Linked DNA regions of Homo sapiens: region 1 is linked to region 2. Evidence: chromatin contacts called from ENCODE Hi-C or POLR2A ChIA-PET data. All regions are on one chromosome and are shown on one strand. The core of a region is the stretch at or near the end of the contact, and the rest is flanking DNA. Distances in the headings are between cores, read along the strand shown. Region 1 has its middle 240 kb from the start of MIR4422. Region 2 has its middle 200 kb from the start of MIR4422.

What was found. A loop is a pair of places that touch in the nucleus more often than their neighbours do. ChIA-PET counts read pairs that join two places held with the same protein, here RNA polymerase II (POLR2A).
Region 1: a loop to region 2 is called in a map of PC-9, with 4 times the contacts of the local background. The contact joins two enhancer-like sites. A Hi-C loop is called at or near these places in 3 of 168 maps with a recorded cell type or tissue (HCT116, PC-3 and PC-9). POLR2A ChIA-PET finds 5 or more read pairs at or near these places in 1 of 52 experiments (HepG2).

What each region holds. Positions count from the first base shown.
Region 1 is chr1:55,464,567-55,468,293 of GRCh38, reverse strand. No RefSeq gene overlaps it. Among named protein-coding and RNA genes, the nearest start is that of MIR4422, 240 kb to the right of the region's middle. Within about 2 kb of position 1,758, at least 2 of the 41 ENCODE cell types and tissues checked have a DNase peak (open chromatin) inside an H3K27ac peak, as active enhancers do.
Region 2 is chr1:55,426,833-55,430,496 of GRCh38, reverse strand. No RefSeq gene overlaps it. Among named protein-coding and RNA genes, the nearest start is that of MIR4422, 200 kb to the right of the region's middle. RefSeq lists an enhancer at 606-1,805. Within about 2 kb of position 1,301, at least 13 of the 41 ENCODE cell types and tissues checked have a DNase peak (open chromatin) inside an H3K27ac peak, as active enhancers do.

The sequences.
Region 1 (3,727 bases), core at 509-3,008, 37 kb before region 2:
CACAGCCTCTGAACTGGTCTTCCCACCTCTAGCAGTGTCCTCTCCAATACATCCCAAATGTCTGCTATCAGAGGGATTCAATCATTCATTCATTCATTCAAAAATTAGTTATTAGTTACCTACTTTGCTCCAGATACTATTGTAGGAACAGGGGATATGATAGGACCCACACAGAGGGGAAAACCCCTGTCCTTGGGAGGTTTATATCCTAATGAGCTTTCTCAAGCACAGTTCTCATCATGTCACTCCATTGCTCTTACTCAGAAGTCCTCAATGGCTGCCTATGGCAAACTGAATAAAAACTACTTCTTAATGCAGACTAGGCCCTCCAGGTTCCGACCTGAATCTGCCTGTCCAGTCTTAAGGTTTCATTTTTCACAGTTTATGATCCAGTCAGAAATCTGTTAAAAATCTACCTACGCTGTGAGATCCAGCTCCAATGCCATCGTCATGGAACCATCCATAATTCCTCCTTTTTTCATGTTCTCACAGCACTATCCCAGAAATTCACAGTGAGGAGGAATGGCAGAGATTATCCAAAACTCCAAATTTACATTTCATCAGTCCCATTCTCCCCAGGCCCCATTCTGTGTTAGGACTAATTAATTCATACTGTGGTAAATGTGACTCGGGTTCCTTGATGGGAGGGTTTAACTAAAACGTATTAAGGGTCTAACATGTGCCACACTCTGTTTCACACTTTTATTAATTTTATTTCTTCCCATTCTCTATTTTCTCCTGTTTACATGTAAGGAAACCAAACTCAGAGAGATGAGGTAATTTACCCAAAGTCACACAGCTAGGCGGTAATGGACTACCAATTCAAAGGCGGGTTGAATGGGCTCCGCTTTGCTCAGTGCCCATCATCATTCCTTCCCACCTGGAGCACACAAATCCTCTAGTATGCAGTGTCGTCCTTGGGGAGCGCCGGTGCAAAGGTACAAGATAAACACTGGGCATCTACCTGGGGCATCCTTTTCACATACTGGCAAGCCATGTAAATAGTATTTGATGTCAAGAATAGCCACATGAAAATAAAGCCAGCTGTTGCATATTATGGAATGGAATTTTAAGATTGCATGAATTTTAGGGATCAAATGCAAGCCTTCCAATCCACTTTGCACCACAGGAGGGCTGCTTTAGGCTGTGCTCCAGGCCTCTCAGCTGGTACCCATTCAGTCCCCTGGGCCATGAGGGCTACTTGGATAGAAAAGATAGTTTTCTAACCAATAGTTTTCACTATTGCAATTTCTTACTGAGCTGTGTATGCTCTTCCCCTCCTAAGAGCTGGGCCTTGCATGTAGCTGACGCCTTTGACTCATGATGCCTTAATGATGAGTTGATTCCTCTTCTTTCGTAGCATCTTCATCTGCCAGGGCCTTAGATGCCCTACCCTAAAGAAGGTGAGAATGTCAGTCATTGTCCCAAGTGATTGGAGAGGTTTACATTGTAGGAGCTGTGATGAGGAGAGGACTCCATGTCCTTCAAATGACTCCATTTTATATAATTTAGAATTGACTCTAGCTGGTATTGACTAAAAGCAAGGCTGGGTTTCCTGAATACAAATAAGCACTGGAGAACATGTGTTTTTGTTTTTGTTTCAATTATCTGGCAGGAACAACTCAAATATAATATATAGCACATGAGCCACCACACCCCTCATCTCCCTAACTCCCATGTCCTTGGCAAACTTGGCTAATTAGTCACAAACCTGTTTCTCCTAGATCTGACTTAACTTCAGGATCCTTCTCGACACAGCAGTTGGGCAGCTGTTACCAATGGGTCAGAGTTGGCACAAGAAACAAGTCTGTTTGCCTTCCTTGATCTAGAGCACAGTCCTTGAATGAAGGAGATGATTTCCATTCTTCCCAGAAGCATGCAATCTCCTTTACAAAACCCTTCTGTGACTCCACATTCCCTACAGGATAAAATCCACATTTCTTTCCTGATATTTAGGGCCCTTGCGCTCTGTCCCAGCCAGACTCCCCGGCTCTGCCTGTGGCACATCCACTCAGTGAGCCTCCACTGCAGCCACCAAACGTGCTCCCACCTGGCCACCTGCACTTCCACACCTTTGCATACCTGCTCCCTTGGCCTGGAGCAACTTCCTCCCTCCTTGTTTGGATCAGAGGCTCTGAAACTTAAGGGTACATGGAAAAACTGGTTAAATATAGATTGCTGTTTCCCCATACTCAGAGTTTCTGATTCACTAGGTCTGCAATGGGTCCCAAGAATTTACATTTCTCGCAATTTCCCAGGTGATGCTGGTGCTAATGGTCTAGGGGCCACACTTTGGAAACTATGGCTTTAGGTAACTCTGGCCTGCCTTTCAAAGTCAACTCAGGCTTCTTTTCCTCCAGGAAGCCCACCCTGACTGGCCCCATTTTATACTGTGTTAAGTACCTCTTATAAGCCCCCATATTCCCCTGTTATTTCTTCTGTGCTAGTACGTAAAGGGTTGTGTAGAAATTGTCTTTCAGTCTATCTATATCTCCTCTCAATTTAAGCTCATTGAGGACTCTAACTCAACTATGTCTTATTCATCTGCATATCCTTGGTACCTCACAAGTGCCCCATACATAGTAGAGGCTCACTAAATTTTGTTAAATGAATACAAACCCCAATGTAAGCACAGAGCAGATGGAACCAAATGTTAAGGAAATGCATGATATAAGAAAGAGGAATATTAGCACTGTGTGCCAATCCTTCCTTACCTGAAATACTGCCTCTGTCTCCTCCCCAGTCTCCAGTTCTCTAGTCTGAACACCTCCCTTCCATCTTCCACACTGACTCTGCCACAACATTGCTTAAAACTCTTCCACAATCCCATACAGCCATCAGAAAAAAAAAAGAAAAGGCCAAATTTCTCATCCCAGTATTCAAAGCTCTCAGGTCTGGGCCCCAACATAATTTTCCAACCTTATCCCCATACACGTTATGTTCTCAATAATCCCAGACTGCTTTATGCTCCTGTGCTATTTCCTTCACAAAGAAACTTCTTCACGCTTTTCTACCTGGAAAGCTTGTATTGTGCTTCAAGGTCCATATCAAATATCACCATCTCCATGGAGCCTTCCCTGATTGTCATAGGCCTAATAACTTACTCTCGTAGTACCGTATACTTCTCTTTGTTGTTAACACTTAGACAAGTAAACAATCCTCTCTCTTACCCAGGAAGCTCTCACTACTAGACTACGTGTTCCTGAAAGAAAGTCAGTTACCTCTATTTCTCTGGCTCTTACCAGATACCCTGATCTACGGTAGGCACTCAATGTCTGTTTTATCCATCTGACTTCTACCCTGAGGAATATAAAAGCAAACTTGGGTTTTATGAGCTCCAAGCTCCATCAAGATTCCTTCACCATGTCCACCTCAAAAAGACCATTTCACTTATATTAAAACCAGGGCAAATCTCTTTACAACCTGAAAAAAATCTGGCCCCTGCTTGTCTAATCCACAAGCCCAGTGAGATCCCTAGCTTCTTCTCAGTGGGACCAAAATATCCTTACGTCACCAAATCATCATCTGAGGAAAATATTATGAAATCTGCCTAACAAATGGCATGGCCTCACTGTCCTTCCCACAGATTTGGGTGAAGAACAGAAGCTCAAGAGGCCTTTGCATGCCCTCACTTTGTGCAAAAAGGCATAAATATGATGTAAGGAGAGTCAGAGAGAGAGGGGGATAGATACAGCAACACAGAGACCAGGAAAGAGGCAGAAGAGAA
Region 2 (3,664 bases), core at 52-2,551:
CTCACAGCTTCCCTTGGCTAGGGGAGGGAATTCCCTGACCCCTTGCACTTCCCATGTGAGGCGATGCCCCACCCTGCTTTGGCTCGCCCTCCATGGGCTGCACCCACTGTCTAACCAGTCACAGTGAGATGAGCTGGGTACCTCACTTGGAAATGCAGACATTTCCTGCCTTCTATGTTGTTCTCACTGGGAGCTGCAGACCGGAACTGTTCTTATTCGGCCATCTTGCCAGATCCCACCCGCCTCCCGCACAATTTCAAAACAAAATGTAAATGCAGAAATCCTTCATGACACTGAAGTTGAGTCAAAGACCCCAACTGGTGATGCCCCTTCCCAGGCATCACAGACGGAGCCCTGTCTGCAGGGGATGGCTGCCCTGCCTAACAACTGAAACACTGGGGAGCCCAACTCCAGGCTGCTGAGCATAAGACTGAGAGTTCTGGGGTGGCTAGATCTTTTCCCTTTAAATCCTAATTACTGTACACCAGTGGGTCCCAATGTAGGATTAAACAAACATGTTTGACCACAAAAACCTATATTTCCTAACCTCGGGTGGGAAAGAGCGTGCCCAGCGGAAAGGTGTGATCCAACACACAACTGGGGAAACATTGCTGTATTGAAACCCAGAGCTGAGGCCAGAATCTTATCTGAACTGTCAACCATGCAGGGCTGTTCTGAGAATTCGATTAAATAACAGATATGAAGTTTGTGTCATATAGTATGTATTCAATATGCACCCATATGAAAATATGTGCCCTCCAGCACTTCTAAATCTTGCTAGGGGGTGAGTAGGCTGGGTGTTAATGTAGCCATTTCACAGATAAAGAAACTGGGGTTTGGAGAGATTAAATTACATGGTAATAGGGCACAGCTAGGAAGTGAGAGCCACCATGGCAGGAATTGACCTTGGCTTTTGGGCTCCAATTTCAATTAACCCAACTCACCACTTCCCAAAACAGTCAGCCTTGGTCTGGTCTTACTCACTCCACAAGCTAACATTTTACAAACACTGAGTCACAGCTTTCCCTCCCCTTGGGCTGCACCAACATACAGCATGGTCCATCACGGGCTCAGATCCCACCCTCTTCTGGGGCCCTTTATGGGAATGCACAAAGCCCAGACTTCCAGGAACAGAGTGAGTAGATAAGGCATCTACGCTGACCTAGCCTGATCCCATCAAGGGACCCGACCTGCGTGAGCTGGAGAGATCTATGACGCTGCCAAGGACCACATCAGAAAGACAATATTTGAAGAGTGAAAGGTTCTCCAAAGAATGGAAAATCCTTGGAGTGAGCGAGTGCCTGAGGTTCTTGAGGCATGACTCATGCTGGGTGGGCCAGGACATGAGCTGTAGATACCGGGTAAAAGAGGTAGCAAAATATTAATAGCAGAATGTCAGAGCTGGGAGGGATCTAGGAGATTGACTTTTCTGAGGTCACACAGATAATAAGGGGCAGCACTGAGACCTGAATCCAGATGCTCTCATTCATTCATTCATTCATTCAGTATTTACTGAGCACTTACTACAGGCCTGGAGGGAGATTAGGTACTAAGAATACAGCAGTAAACAAAACAAGCAGGCTTTCTGTCTTCCCCATAGCTGACTTTCCAGCAGGGAGGAAAGACAATTGAACAGACAATTGGTGAAAATGATGAGAAGTGCTCTGATGAGGTAGCACAGAGGAGAGTGGTCTCATTTGTCTGGCATCAAGAAAGGCCTCCTGGATTAAATCATTGCTCAGTTTAGAGCTAAAGACTAAAAAAAAACCCAGTGGAAGGGGATTTGGTAGAAGGGGAAGACTCCAGACAAAGAAGTCTCTACAGCTCAGGCACAGACTAGACCCTTATTTTGAAGCTGCATACAATATGGGTGCTTCCACACTCAAGAAGCATATGGTGCCCAAAGGAGCACAAGGAGGGACCCTCCATCTACAAGGAGGTGACAGCATCCGACTTGGATTTTAAACGATAAGTAGGATTTTAATAAGCACAGAAAAGGAGATGGATATTCCAAGGCTGAAGAGATAGCATGGGTAAAAGGCGTAGAAGAAGGGGAGCCTGTGCCAGGAATTGACCTTCCTGAAGGAGGTCAATAAATGTTTGTCCCAGCAACTGTCAGTGAAATCCTCCCAGCTGCAGATTCTCAACAGCCATTGCTTCAGTACAGCACAAAGAAAGGGAGGGCCCTGCATCACTGTCCACACTTGCTGCCCCATGCTGTCCCATGGCCGGCACAGCCACAGCAGCCTAGCAGCTAGCATCCATGGGCTCCCCAGTGTCCCCAACCCTAAAGACCCCAGTGGGCCAGGAAATAGAAGAAACACAATCTTTCAAGTAATTAATATCCCATGATAATGGGATAAACGGGGCAGATATGACGTCTAACAGAAGGATGAAAATTCTAATGCCCCATCCAGCCTCACAGATAACAAACACATTAAAGAAAGCAGTGCTAAAGATCAACAGCCTCAGTGATTGATTAGTGAAAATCAGGGTGGGGCTTTCTTGGGGGCACAAAGACAGTGCTGCTTCTAGTTCATGCCTCCATTTGCAAGGGCTGAAAGGGGAGAGAGCCAAACAAACCCACACGTTCATCTCTGGAGCTTTGAGACTGTGAGTCCAGGACACTCCTGAGCCCTCTGCACAACAGGCAAGGCATTTAAAAGAGACTTCTAGAAGAACAAACTGCAGCATTTGTATCTTGCGGTGCATTCCTGTGTGTCAACCTCCGTGATAGAATATTTATGAGCTGTGCTTGGTACAAAATATGGTGCCCAACCACTACAGAGGTGGAATGCTGAATTTCAGACTTTTTAAATAAATCTTTTCTGGACTTGTTTGCAGACTGAGATTGCAGTTTGTTTTTTAACTCGAATGCTATGCTTATGATACTAAAGAATTTAGTTTTAAATAAAAATTTGTATTGTACTTAAAACCATAATAATTACTAAGAGTTATTGAATGCTAAGTTTAGGTGATCTAGGCACAGCATTGCTAATGTTTACAACACCCCTGATAGATAGCCCTCCCCCGTACCCCCAGTTTTAGAGATGAATCCTGGAGGGGCTTAGAAACGGGTCTCTGTTTCCAAAGCCCATGTTCTTTCCATTAAGCAGTACAAGAGGAGGAGGTGGGTAGGTGGACTCTTGCCTGGGATACAGGGAACTGCCTGGTTAGCTGACATATGAGGCATAGAATGGGAGCAGCAAGGGATGCACCTAGAAAGGGAAGAGGATGCCTATCCGGAGCCTGCATGATCCCATGGAAGATGTTGCAGGAACCACAAAGCAGAAGTGCAGTGCCTCTTCCCAAACAGCCTACAGACCCAGAACCCAACTTCAAGTTTGAGGCTGAGAGCTCCCTTTAGGGAAGGACGAACAAGCCCTTATTTCTCAACCCTGCAGACACAGTGCTAATGATAGTAGGATAAGCCATTCCCACCCCGTGCTCTCACATTGTCTCCAACCCTATCAGACTGTATTGTGATAATCTGTTTTCCTGTCTTGTGGACCATGGCTCTTTCCAACTGCTCCTCTCTTAATTTCAGACAGCTCAATACCAGAGACTCAGGTGTGTGTTCCTGGAGCCCTAACCACTGCCTCAGATCGAAATGTCAGCCAAGGACATGTATATCTCCCTGGTTCCAGCAATCCCTACTTTAGGC